Linked DNA regions of Homo sapiens: region 2 is linked to region 1. A link is a contact called in ENCODE Hi-C or POLR2A ChIA-PET data. All regions are on one chromosome and are shown on one strand. Each heading gives the region's core, a stretch centred on a gene start or an enhancer-like site at or near the end of the contact. The rest is flanking DNA. Distances are from core to core; before and after follow the strand shown. Region 1 has its middle 30 kb from the start of RPN1. Region 2 overlaps CFAP92 (cilia and flagella associated protein 92 (putative)).

Evidence for each region. A loop is a pair of places that touch in the nucleus more often than their neighbours do. ChIA-PET counts read pairs that join two places held with the same protein, here RNA polymerase II (POLR2A). Pooled maps may share reads with other maps.
Region 2: a pooled map shows a loop between it and region 1 (4-fold over the local background). The contact joins two enhancer-like sites. A Hi-C loop is called at or near these places in 3 of 50 pooled maps. POLR2A ChIA-PET finds 5 or more read pairs at or near these places in 5 of 52 experiments (GM12878, PC-9, Panc1 and 2 more).

What each region holds. Positions count from the first base shown.
Region 1 is chr3:128,677,473-128,684,101 of GRCh38, reverse strand. No RefSeq gene overlaps it. Among named protein-coding and RNA genes, the nearest start is that of RPN1, 30 kb to the right of the region's middle. RefSeq lists a silencer at 2,726-2,945 and enhancers at 3,006-3,175, 3,286-3,415, 2,890-3,582. Within about 2 kb of position 3,306, at least 40 of the 41 ENCODE cell types and tissues checked have a DNase peak (open chromatin) inside an H3K27ac peak, as active enhancers do.
Region 2 is chr3:128,969,013-128,975,641 of GRCh38, reverse strand. CFAP92 (cilia and flagella associated protein 92 (putative)) reads left to right here. Exons shown (of 16, transcript NM_001394090.1): 8 at 4,209-4,355. Among named protein-coding and RNA genes, the nearest start is that of CFAP92, 22 kb to the left of the region's middle. Within about 2 kb of position 4,046, at least 2 of the 41 ENCODE cell types and tissues checked have a DNase peak (open chromatin) inside an H3K27ac peak, as active enhancers do.

The sequences.
Region 1 (6,629 bases), core at 2,057-4,556:
TTCTCACTGTAGGCTTCCTGTGTTAACTGTCACCCTGCAGCAACCCACTCCTGCCTCTTGACCAGGGAAACTCTTCTGCCTGAGGGCAGTATTAATTAGTTCTTTACCTTTGAGGTTGAGATATTACAGAATTAAACACCACTTATTAAGTGCCTACTGCATACCCTGCACAAAGTGCTTTCCATATATTAATTCTAATTATTATTCTCACAGTGACCCTATGAAACAGGTTTTGTGATTCTCACCTTAGTTATGTGGAGACTGAAACCAAGAAAGGTTAAGTACGGCCAGACATGGTGGCTCACGCCTGTAATCCCAGCACTCTGGGAGGCCAAGATAGGTGGATCACCTGAGGTCAGGAGTTCAAGACCAGCCTGGCCGACATGGTGAAACCCCATCTCTATTAAACATACAAAAATTAGCTTGGTTTGGTGGTGCATACCTGTAATCCTAGCTATTCAGGAGGCTGAGGCAAGAGAATTGCTCCAACCCAGGAGGCAGAGGTTGCAGTGAGCCAAGATTGAGCCACTGCACTCCAGCCTGGGTGACAGAGTGAGACTCTGTCTCAACACACACACACACACACACACACCACACACACACACACACACACACACAAAAAGAAAAAGGAAAAAAAAGAAAGGTTAATTAACTTACTGTAGGCTCCACAATAAGAATCTAAATTCTTTCCACGTGGCCTCTAAGATGATGAAAATAGTAAGAGCTCTACAGAACTAGCATATTTTTAAGTCCTCAAAAAGTCTCAGAGGCAAAAATGTACTTTATCAAGCAACTGAGGGATTCCCTGAAACAATTATAGCTAATATTTACTGAGCATTTAGTACAGGTAGGTAACTTGGCTAAACTTTTATTAGCATATTTAATGCCTTCAACAACCCAGAGTGCTATGTGTAATTATCCCATGTAAGAATGCCCTCTTGGCCTGGCGAAGTGGCTCACACCTGTAATCCCAGCACTTGGGGAGGCCGAGGGGGGCGGATCACCTGAGATCAGGAATTCCAGACCAGCCTGGCCAACGTGGCGAAACCGCGTCTCTACTAAAAATACAAAATTAGCCAGGCATGGTGGCACACGCCTGTAATCCCAGCTACTCGAGAAGGTGTGGCAAGAGAATCGCTTGAACCTGGGAGGCAGAGGTTGTAGTGAGCCGAGATCGTGCCATTGCACTCCAGCCTGAGCAACAAGAGCAAAACTCTATCTCAAAATAAATAAATAAATAAAATACAAAAATTAGCGGGGTGTGGCCAGGTGCAGTGGCTCACGCCTGTAATCCCAGCACTTTGGGAGGCCGAGGTGGGCGGATCACGAGGTCAGGAGTTCGAGACCAGCCTGGCCAATATGATGAGACCCCATCTCCCTAAAAATACAAAAATTAGCTGGGCGTGGTGGCACGTGCCTGTAGTCCTAGCTACTAGGGAGGCTGAGGCAGAAGAATCGCTTGAACCTGGGAGATGGAGGTTGCAGTGAGCCATGATTATGCCACTACACTCCAGCCTGGGCAACAGAGCAAGACTCCATCTCAAAAAAAAAAAAATTAGCTGGGTGTGGTGGCATGCACCTGTAATCCCAGATACTTGGGAGGTTGAAGCAGGAGAATCACTTGAACCCAGGAGACAGACGTTGCAGTGAGCCGAGATCGCACCATTGCACTCCAGCCTGGGCAACAAGAGTGAAACTCCGTCTCAGGAAAAAAAAAAAAAAAAAAAAAAAAAGAATACCCTCTTCTCCAGTGCCTGGCACACTAGTAAAGGCTCAGTATGGTTGTTGCTTTAGGATGGAGGACTAACACTTCTTTCAAGTTCAAATAGGCGATTTCCAAACTCAATGCCAATTCTGAAACTGCTACTACTTATTTTTCAGGCAGTGGAAACACCTTTCTGGATGATTCTAAGGCAGAACTTGGCTCAAACTCTCAATGTTGCCACTGTTTTCGATATTAACCCGAAAAGCCTAAGATATACCAAAATCAGAAGAAGCCATTGAGACTATGTATGCTTACAGTAGAAAGGCATTCAGCATCAGCAAATAGGTCGAGTGCCTCCTGCTTCCCAGGCCAAATTTTCTGACCCCCCGCCAACAAAAACTAGCTTTCAAGAGGGCTCAGGCTGTCACAATGATTGGCATTCTTTGCTGTAAGTACTACAGTATTGACCTTGAAATTTTTATCCTTGAAAATTGAGTTTCATGAATGTTTATCAAATGTCTTGGTTCCAGGTTAAAAAAGTCTTTTTTTTTCTATGTGCTAGTCTGCCCTTATACCCTTACAAAAGAACTTGTCTTTAAGCCATAATTTAAATATTTACAAAAAATTTAAAATTAACACCTGTCCATGGTACAAAGCTCAGAAAACCCAACGGTCTTAGATGAAAACTGTCTCCTCCCATCCTTGTTCCGTATCTCTCCATTCCCTTCCTTAGGCTGGGCGATCGCTATTACCATTACCGCTATACTATGCTTACACATTCATATCTTCATTTATGTGGGTCTTCTTGTTTAAAAACACAAAGGCATATCTATACACATTTTCCTGTGCTTTGCTTTCTTTCACTTAATTTATCTCAGAGCTGGTTCCACATTAGTACATAAACTGCAGCTTTGCTCTTTTTAACGGTGGCAGGCCATTCCTCTGAAAGATGGCCTGATTTATTTCACCAGTTCCTGGTTTTGCGGCTCAGGATGGGAAAAAGGAAGTCTGAGTGAATCGCGTTGAGGTTACTAGGAATTGCCATGCTGCCCACCTCCCGAAGTGTTAGGAGGTAACATCTCATCGTCTCATCGCACTCCAGTGGAGTGTCGCGAAGTTGCAACTCGGCCCCAAGGCGGCCCGCACTTCCACCCGCACACAAAGGCAGGTCGCAGCCCCGCACGCGGGGACAGGGCCAGCAAGGGGCGGGGACCCTCGGGGCCGCCGCCTCCGCAGCCCCGCGTGTGGGACCCTGGGGCGGGCCGCCATCTTGTGGTGCGGCCGCCGCCTGCCAGGAGACACCTAGCAACTCCGCAGCGGCCATCTTTTACAAGAAACCTTCGCTGCAACCGCTGCGTCACATCACCGCGTCTCCCAGGGACAGGAAAGCCTCTCCGTGTTTGGTGAAGCTTCAGGGGAAGCAGTCATCCTGTCGTCGCATACGGCAAAATCCTCCATTGCCGTAGCCGTTCGGCTGACGTGACAAGGGAGGTGCAGGCCAACACGGCGACTCCGCGCCCTCTGGCGGCAGTGCCGGAGCAGCGGCGCTGTCTTTGACCTATCCGGCATTCGGCTTCCGGGACCGCTTGGCGGCTGTGAATGCAGAGCTGGGGCGACGTGGGGCTCGCTTCCTGGGACTGGGTGTGAGCTTGCGCAGTGAGCCATATGGGGGTCATGGCCTGGCGTGGGGGCGTGGCCGGGTGGGGCCGCTGGATTTGGTGCTGGAAAGCTAGGGAAGTAGTCGTGCGTTTAAGAACGGCCGGCCGGCGGGGTGGCTCAAGCATGTAATCCCAGCACTTTGGGAGGCCGAGGCGGGCGGACCACGAGGTCAGGGGTTCGAGACCAGCCTGGCCAACATGGCGAAACCCCGTCTCTACTAAAAATACAAAAATTAGCCAGCGTGGTGGCGTCTGTAGTCCCAGCTACTTGGAAGCCTGAGGCAGGAGAATTGCTTGAACCCAGGAGGCAGAGGTTGCAGTGAGCCGAGATCGTGCCACTTCACTCCAGCCTGTGCAACAGAGGGACACTCGTCCCCCCCCAAAAAAAAGCCCGGGCTGGGTGGCTTACACCTGTAATCCCAGTACTTTGGGAGGCCGAGGCAGGCGGATCATCTGAGGTCGGGAGTTCGAGACCAGCTTCATCAACATGGAGAACTCACCCATCTCTACTAAAAATACAAAATTAGCTGGGCATGATGGCGCATGCCTGTAATCCCAGCTACTCAGGAGGCTGAGGCAGGAGAATTGCTTGAACCCAGGAGGTGGAGGTTGCGGTGAGCTGAGATTGCACCATTGCACTCCAGCCTGGGCAGCAAGAGTGAAACTTTGTCTCTCTCTCTCTTTCTGTCTCTGGCACATACACACACACACGCACACACACGGGCCTCCTGTGGTCTCACTTGGTCCTCTTTGTGACAGTGCCATTGTTACCATTTACAGAGGAGGAACTGAAGCTCATGGTTGAGCCTCTCACTTGCCCACTTTGCCAAACCCTGGTAGGGATGGGATTAGAGGCTCCTTTTCTTTCGTGAAATGAGACAACGATCTGGGGGATCGTTGGAAGGATTAAAATGAGTATTCAGATTACAATGCTGGATTCTTAATAGTGTCCTCTGTTAATAATAATAATAATGTAGTAGCAACAGTCACGTAGTCTTTACAGTCACAGGTGCATGTGTGTAGATGGGGTTCTCTCTGTATTAGCCAGGCTGGTCTCCAACTCCTGGCCTCAGGCTATCTTCGCACCTCTGCCTCCCTTAGTGCTGGTATTACAGATGTGAGCCACTACACCAGCCTGCAGTTTTTACTACAACTCTGTGAGGTGATTAGTACTAGCATTCCCATTTGACAAATAAGGACAGTGAAGAAAGCAGAAGTAACTTGGCCAAGGTCACAGAACAGCCATAGCAATTCCTGGGTGGTGTGGAGTGGAAGGCTCTGGCCTTAACTGCTACACATTGTCTCTGGTAACAAGGCCCTGCCTGAAGTATATTCCGGCTTCTAGAGGTTGCAAGGAAATGGACCACTCATCAGTTCTTGCAGCCTCCTTATGATCTACAGTGGGACTTCGCAAAGGCAGGCCTAGTAGGAAAACAAAGAGAAGAGGGTTGGAAGAAGGGAAGGATTGGGGCTCAGAAATTATGAGGGAATGGACTAGAAAGGATAGAAACAAAGCTCTTGGGCAGGTGCAGTGGCTCACACCTGTAATCCCAGCACTTTGGGAGGGCAAGATGGGAGAATCAATTGAGGTCAGAAGTTCTAGGCCAGCCTGGCCAACATGGTGAAACCCCATCTCTACTAAAAATACAAAAAAAGAAAAAAGAAAAAAGAAAAAATGGGTCGGGAGCAGTGGCTCACACCTGTAATCCCAGCACTTTGGGAGGCTGAGGCGGGCGGATTACCTGAGGTCAGGAGTTTTATACCAGCCTGGCCAACATGGAGAAACCCCATCTCTACTAAAAATACAAAATTAGCCGGCCATGGTGGTGCATGCCTGTAATCCCAGCTACTCAGGAGGCTGAGTCAGGAGAATCACTTGAACCCAGGAGGTGGAGGTTGCAGTGAGCTGAGATTGCGCCATTGCACTCCAGCCTGGACAACAAGAGTAAAACTCCATCTAAAAAAAAAAAAAAAAATTAGCTGTGCTTAGTGGCACATACCTGTAATCCCAGTTACTCAGGAGGCTGAGGCAGGAGAATCGCTTGAACTAGGGGGATGGAGGTTGCAGTGAGCTGAGATCGTGCTACTCCACTCCAGCCTGGGCGACAGAGCCAGACTCTGTCTCAAAAAACAAAACAAAACAAAACAAAAATTAACTGGGCATGGTGTTGCAGGCCTGTAATCCCAGCTAATTTGGAGGCTGAGGCAGGAAAATTGCTTGAACCCGGGAGGTGGAGGTTGCAGTGAGCCGAGATCCTGCCACTGTACTCCAACGTGGGTGGCAGAGCGAGACTCCGTCTCAAAAAAAAAAAAAAGAAACAAAGCTTTTGTCCCCATCTCCACCAGAAGTGAAGAAAAGAATGGCTTCCAGCTTGAGGAATGGGGAATGGGGATGATGGTACTACACTACTACTACTACTATTAAATACTACTGCTACTGCTACAACACTACACATTCATATCTATTCTTAGAAGGTATTAATCCCAGAAATTCAGGTTGAGGTTGGGAAAAGTAGGTTCCTTATCCTTGGGAATCTGTTTACTTACCTATAAAACCAGAGTGTAGTAAATAGGAATCCCTGTCCTGGCTGCCTAGCCAGGTTGTTAGGAGGAAAGAGAGATTTGGTGTCCTATACTAGCATTCAGAATGACTTGTGATGGGACACTGTTTGCAAGGCTGGGGAAAGCAGGCTGTGATACCTACAAGTGGGAGTGTACATTTTTACAACTCCATGAGGAGGCAAGCTGGCATATCTGTTAATGTAACATTAATCCTTTGTACCAATCCTTTGATTAAGCACTTCAGGGCCAAGGAAACTATCTTACATATGTATTCCCCCATGTGCACAGACAAACGTAGAAAGAGGTACAGTTGAGGGCTGTTTGAATGGCAAAAGCATGGAAGCAAACTAATTGTTCATAAATAGGGGACTGGCTTGATTTTTGAAAAATGACACATCAAGCCTGAGCAACATGGTGAAACGCTGTCTCTACAAAAAATACAAAAATGAGCTGGGCGTGGTGGCAGGCACCTGTAGTCCCAGCTACTCAGGAGGCTGAGGCAGGAGGATCACTTGAGCTGCAGAGGCAGAGGTTGCAGTGAGTGGAGATCGCACTACTGCACTCCAACCTGGGTGACAGAGTGACACCACATCTCAAAAAAAAAAAAAAGACACATTTGTTTAACAGGAATTCTATGCAGCCCCTCCTACAAAATAAAGTAGTACTGTTGTAGAATAAGCTCCAAGATTTATCACATATAATTA
Region 2 (6,629 bases), core at 2,797-5,296, 290 kb before region 1:
CATTTTCAACTTATGCATCCCATCCTTACCGTCTATCCATCCATCCACCCATCCCCATCCATCCATTCATCTATCTGTCCATCCCCATCTATCCATCCATCTCTATTCATCCATCCATTCATTCATCCATCCCCATCCATTCATCTGTCCACCCACCCATTCCATTTATTCATCCATCCATCCATCCATCCATCCATCCATCCATCCATCCATCCCTATCCATCCATCTCCATCCATCCATCCATTTGTTCCATTTCTTCTCATGTCATTCACTCACCCTCATCATCCATTCCATTCCATCAATATTTTTGACCCATGGTGTTGTGCATATGGGGAACATGAAAATCTCTAATATCTAATGGAGACTTTCAAATAAAGAATTACAATTCTTTGTGATAGATGTTGTGGTATGGGTAGGTACGTGGTATGTTGGGGAGGCATAAAAGAATCATGTTTATGGAAAGACTCTCCTTGAAAGATAAAGTATTTACTCTTTTTATTTTATTTTATTTTATTTTTTTTGAGATGGAGTCTCACTCTGTCACCCAGGCTGGAGTGCAGTTGTGCAGTCTCGGCTCACTGCAAGCTCTGTCTCCCGGGTTCACGCCATTCTTCTGCCTCAGCCTCCCGAATAGCTGGGACTACAGGCGCCCGCCACCACGCCTGGCTAATTTTTTGTGTTTTTATTAGAGACGGGGTTTCACCATGTTAGCCAGGATCGTCTCGATCTCCTGACCTCGTGATCTGCCCGCCTCGGCCTCCCAAAGTGCTGGATTACAGGCGTGAGCCACCACGCCTGGCCTTCTCTTCTTTTTTTTTCTGAGAGGGAGCCTCACTCTATTGCCCAGGCTGGAGTGCAATGGCGCAATCTTGGCTCACTGCAACCTCTGCCTCTTGGGTTCAAACAATTCTGCTGCCTCAGCCTCCTGAGTAGCTGGGATTACAGGCGTCCACCACCACACCCAGCTAATTTTTGTATTTTTAGTAGAGACAGGGTTTCACCATGTTGGTCAGGCTGGTCTTGAACTCCTGATCTCAAATGATCTGCCTGCCTCAGCCTCCCAAAGTGCTGGGATTACAAGCGTGAGCCACTGTGCCTGGCCTAGTGTTCACTCTTATGGTGGAATGAAGAACACAGCATCCTGTGTTATGGGATCCGTTCATGCAGAAGCATGTAATCTTATTCACATACTGTCAAGAGAGCAGAACCCTCAGAAGCCACTAAATCAACTTCCTCATTCTCAGCTTAGATCCCCTCACCAGTTTCTCATTAAGAAGTTGTGTTTCCAGTGTGAGGTGGGAAAATCTAGAGCCAGTGGGTATACTGCTGCCTCCTGGGATGGGCCATTTCACGTCCTTTTAGCTATAATTGCTACAGATCATTTCCTCATCTCTCCATCAGTTAATCTGTTGTTTCCTGACACTGGCCTGGTTCTAGTGCAACAGTCTATGGCTGCAGAGGGAAGTGACTGCTTGAGCCAGGCTCTCTGCTGGGTGCTGGAGACACAGTTGAAGAAAACTCATTCCTATTCCTACGGTCCACAAAGACTAAGTCACACTTTCACATGTGAATGCCTCTCAACTCCTGACTTTTGTCTTTTCCGGATTAAAAGTGTCACTCTTTTTAAAAATGTGCTTTAAGCATTTAATGAGATTTTTAAACCGTTCTTTTTATTTTGAAATAAAGATAGGAAAGTTCACATGAAAATGCAACAACTACATATTCACAATTTAGGTGTTAGCATTTTGCCATGTGTTATGGGTGGACCGTCCTGCATGCACACAGTCCCCGTGCCAGGGATCTGAGTTGTCTCCAATTTCTTGCTCTCCAGCACTGCCATGGTGAGCATCTGGGCACACATGTGAGTCCACGGCATTGGCCCAGTGGGACCCCTGGGACACAGGCTGTGAGCCTCGACCCCATTGCTAGATGCTAGTGGTTTACTCTCCAGGCAGCATCTCTCTCTTTTTTTTTTTTTTTTCTTGAGACAGAGTTCTGCTCTTATTGCCTAGGCTGGAGTACAATGGCGCGATCTCGGCTCACCACAACCTCCATCTCCCGGGTTCAAGCAATTCTCCTACCTCAGCCTCCCGAGTAGCTGGGGTTACAGGCATGTGCTACCATGCCTGGCTAGTTTTGTATTTTTAGTAGAGACAGAGTTTCTCCATGTTGGCCAGGCTGGTCTTGAACTCCCGACCTCAGGTGATCCGCTTGCCTCGGCCTCCCAAAGTGCTGGGATTACAGGTGTGAGCCACCGGGCCCGGCCTCAGGCGGCATCTGTTCCCCCCTGCTTGCAGTCCTGAGGATTGCTGTTCTCCCCGGTCTGCACGGGCATGGTTTAGTTCCTGACTCCTGGTGAGGCTGAGCAGCATTGCATAGGCTTATTTGGTCACACTCTTCTGTGATTTTCCTATTCATATCTTTGCTTATTTTTCTGTTAGTTTAAAAAAAATTGTCTTACTGATCTGCCAGCTTTGTGTTTACATCTGGATAATTGTACATTGCCAGTTATATGCATGGTAATCCTCACAGACAGGGGTATATAACTTATCGTTTGACTTGATTTATGTTATCTTGTTTTGTACACCAATTATTTAACTATTCCTCTCTAGTTTATACTTTCACGAATGTTTAAGAAATCCTTCCTCAGCTGGGTATGCTGGTGCACGCCTGTAGTCCAAGCTACTTGCAAGACTGAGGGGATGATCACTTGAGCCCAGAGTTCATAGCCAGCTTTGGCAACATAGTGAAACATCATCTCTCTATCTTTTTTTTTTTTTTTTCAAGGACTGAGTTTCGCTCTTGTAGCCCAGGCTGGAGTACAATGGCGCGATCTGGGCTCACTGCTACCTCTGCCTCCCAGGTTCAAGTGATTCTCCTGCCTCAGCCTCCCAAGTAGCTGGGATTACAGATGCCCGCCACCACACCTGGCTAATTTTTTATTTTTAGTAAAGATGGGGTTTCACCATGTTGGCCAGGCTAGTATCAAAATCCTGACCTCAGGCGATCCACTTGCCTCAGCCTCCCAAAGTGCCAGGTTTACAGGAGTGAGTTACCACACTCGGGCGAAACATCACCTCTTAAAAAAAAGAAAAAAGAGGCCAGGTGCGGTGGCTTACACCTGTAATCCTAGCACTTTGGGAGGCCAAGGCAGATGGATCACCTGAGGTCAGGAGTTCGAGACCAGCCTGGCCAACATGGTGAAACCTCATCTCTATTAAAAATACAAAAATTAGCTGGGCGTGGTAGCACGCGCCTGTGGTCCCAGCTACTCAGGAGTCTAAGGCAGGAGAATCACTTGAACCCAGGAGGCAGAGGTTGCAATGAGCCTCGATCGTGCCATTGCACTCCAGCCTGGGCAACAGAGTGAAACTCCGTCTCAAAAAAAAAAAAGAAAGAAATCCTTCATCCAGATGTCAGTATAGTCTCCTAGATATTCTTCTGATGATTTTAAAGTTTTTGTTTTATACTTTTAGTCTGGAATTCATTTTGTATATGCCGTGAAGTAATTCAATAACTTAATTTGCTCCCATATGGATAATCAATATAACTTATCCACTGATTTGAAATGCCACTTCTGGCATCTGTTAGGTTCCCCTATGTGTTTGGGTCTGTTCCTGGGCTTTCTCGTCTGTCCCATTGGTCTTGTCTTGATGACCGTAGATTTATATGTGTTCTCATCTCCTTTTCCTTCTGGTCTGAGCTTGGCACTGAGCTGAGTGTTTTATGTAGCGTTGCTAATTTCCTCTTCTCAGTGTCCTAGAAGGCAGGTGCTGTTGCCCTCATATAACAGGTGAGGTTACTGAGGCTCAGACTGTGGGCTTTTGTTTGTTTAAGAGCAGGGTCTCTTAAAAAAGCCCACCGTCCACCCTGCACTGACATTAAGAGCTGACTGGAAGAGAGCCTTGAGTGTGTTATGGCATCATTGTCATGATGACCTTAGTTCTCTTCTGTCTGTGTTCTCAGTTAGCAGAGGCGGGGAATGAGAGGCCCTCACCCTATTACTACATATAACTGGCAACGGGCCTGCCATCTATATTTAGCCACCACTTCTGGTTGCTGGGAAGAGGCAGTCACACAAAGAATAACCCCTGCCTTCTAGGAGCTTCCAGAACCTTCCTGAATCTCTGTAGCATGTTCAGGTCCACATATGGCAGCTCAGATACAGTCTCCTCTTAATGCTCATCTCCTTTGTTTGATTTCACAGTTAAAGGGAAAGATTCAGAGGGAAGAAGGAAAATCCAGAGGAGACATAAGAAGCCCCTGGCAGAAGAAGAGGCAGACCCCACGCTGACAGGCCCCAGGAAGCAGAGCGCTTTCTCCATCCAGCTGGCCGTCATGCCGCTCCTTGCCGGTACCCACTGCTTGCCCTGTTCCCAGCAGCTCCTGCTTGTCTTGTGGCCAGAACGGCCATAAGCGGATGCTCCTAATGACAACCCTGCTGCGTGCCACCTCATTTCATCCTCACAGCCACCTCAGGAAACTCAGGGGAATTGGCTTCATAGTACAGGGGGAAACAAAGGCCCAGAGAGGGTAGCTACCTTGCCTGAGATCACACAGCTAGGAAATGTGAAGCCTGGACTTGAACCCAGCTCTGTTTGATTCCAAAATCCAAGGAAGCCTATGGGAATATTAAATGTCATCATTGTGTTTGTTAAGAAGATGCTGCTTTTAATAAATGCTTTCCTACAGATTTTTACAAAAACATCTAGTAAAGGGAATGAGGAAAGGGAACCCTTTTTGACTGAGCCCCTCTGGGTGCAGGCACTTCCCGTGTGACACATCACTTACTTCTCAGACCAAATTCTGACCCACTCAGCCAACCTGTGGTGTGGTGGTGGCTGTGGTGGTTATCATAGTTACCATTTTTTTCAGTGAGGAAAAGAACTCAAAGAGGTTAAGTAACTTTCCTAATCCCACACAGCTCAGTGGCCAAACAGGGATTTAATTATTTTGCTTTATAAGATCTACCACAATTTATGAACTGGACTTTATACATACTGGTAAATCATAACTAAATATTATATCAATATGTTTTGATGATTGAAAGCTCAGCATATATTTTGGTAAAATTATGTTGCTTTGTTCCAAAAAAGAGTAATATGGGGTGAACTCCCCCCCTTTTTTTTTCTTTTTAGAGAAAATTCAGACTTTGTTCGTTTTTTTGCCATCACGTGTCTTGTGCGCCCTCTCCTGGCTACTCTGCAGAAGCGCGTGCGTTGGTCTTTTCTGAGCTGGAACCAGCATTCATAGAGAAGGGGGCAAAAACCCCGTAAGTCAGAGCCTCCAGTTCAGTTCCACAGGTGCCAGTCGTCATCCTCCTCTCGCGCTCTTGGGTTGGTGTCAATTCAGTTTGAGAAAGTGCTATTAACTTTTCAGTTTGCACTTTTTTTTTTTTTGAGATAGGGTCTTGCTCTCTCACCCAGGCTGGAGTGTAAGTGACATGATCATAGCTCACTCCAGCCTGAAGCAAGCCTCCCGCCTCTGCCACCCGCATAGCTAAGACTACAGGTGCACACCACCACACCTGGCTATTTTTTTTATTTTCTGTAGAGACAAGGTCTTGCTATGTTGCCCAGGCTGGTCTCAAACTCCTGGTCACAAGTAATCCTCCTGCTTCAGCCTCTCAGAGTTCTAGAATTACAGGCATGAGCTGCCGCATTTGGCAGTTTGCAGTTTTAAATGACTTTTTGAAAATGATACTTCACCTACAGCTTGTCCTTCCTGATCACCTTCACTTTCTCGTAGCATCAGAACCTCTTGAGAGGCAACAGTGACAGAGAGTAAACTTTCAGAGGGTCTTACCCCACCCCACGCTCCAGCCTGACCCTCCAGCATACCTATTGCACACAGTAGCTTTGAGCGAACGCCTTTGCTAGCTGCTTCCTTCGTCCTACAGTCCCAAGGAGGAACCCATGATCCTCCTGGGGGAGCGTACCATGGGACCTGCCCCGCTTTGGATTTTACTGTGAGAGGAAAAAGAAGTTCAACCATTTGGGCCTGCCTGGCATGACTGTTTCCAGCAGAATGAAGCCAGGACATGGTCCCCTCTCTCTTTTTTTTTTTTCGAGATGGAGTCTTGCTCTGTCGCCCAGGCTGGAGTGCAGTGGCGCGATCTCGGCTCACTACAGCCTCTGCCCCCCCAGGTTTAAGCAATTCTCCTGCTTCAACCTCTAGAGTAGCTGGGATTACAGGCGCATGCCACCATGCCAGGCTAATTTTTGTATTTTTTGTAGAGATGGGGTTTCACAATTTTGGCCAGGCTGGTCTTGAACTCCTGACCTCGTGATTGTCTTACATGTCCGTGTGAAGAGACCAAACAGGCTTTGTGTAAGTAACAAGGCTGTTTATTTCACCTGGGTGCAGGCAGGCTGAGTCTGAAAAGAGAGTCAGCAAAGGGTGGTGGGATTATCATTAGTTCTTACAGGTTTTGGGATAGGCAGTGGAGTTAAGAGCAATGTTTTGGGGGCAGGGGGTGGATCTCACAAAGTACATTCTCAAGGGTGGGGAGAATTACAAAAAAACCTTCTTAAGGGTGGGGGAGATTATAAAGAACCTTCTTAAGTGTGGGGGAGATTACAAAGTACATTGATAGTTAGGGTGGGGCAGAAACAAATCACAATGGTGG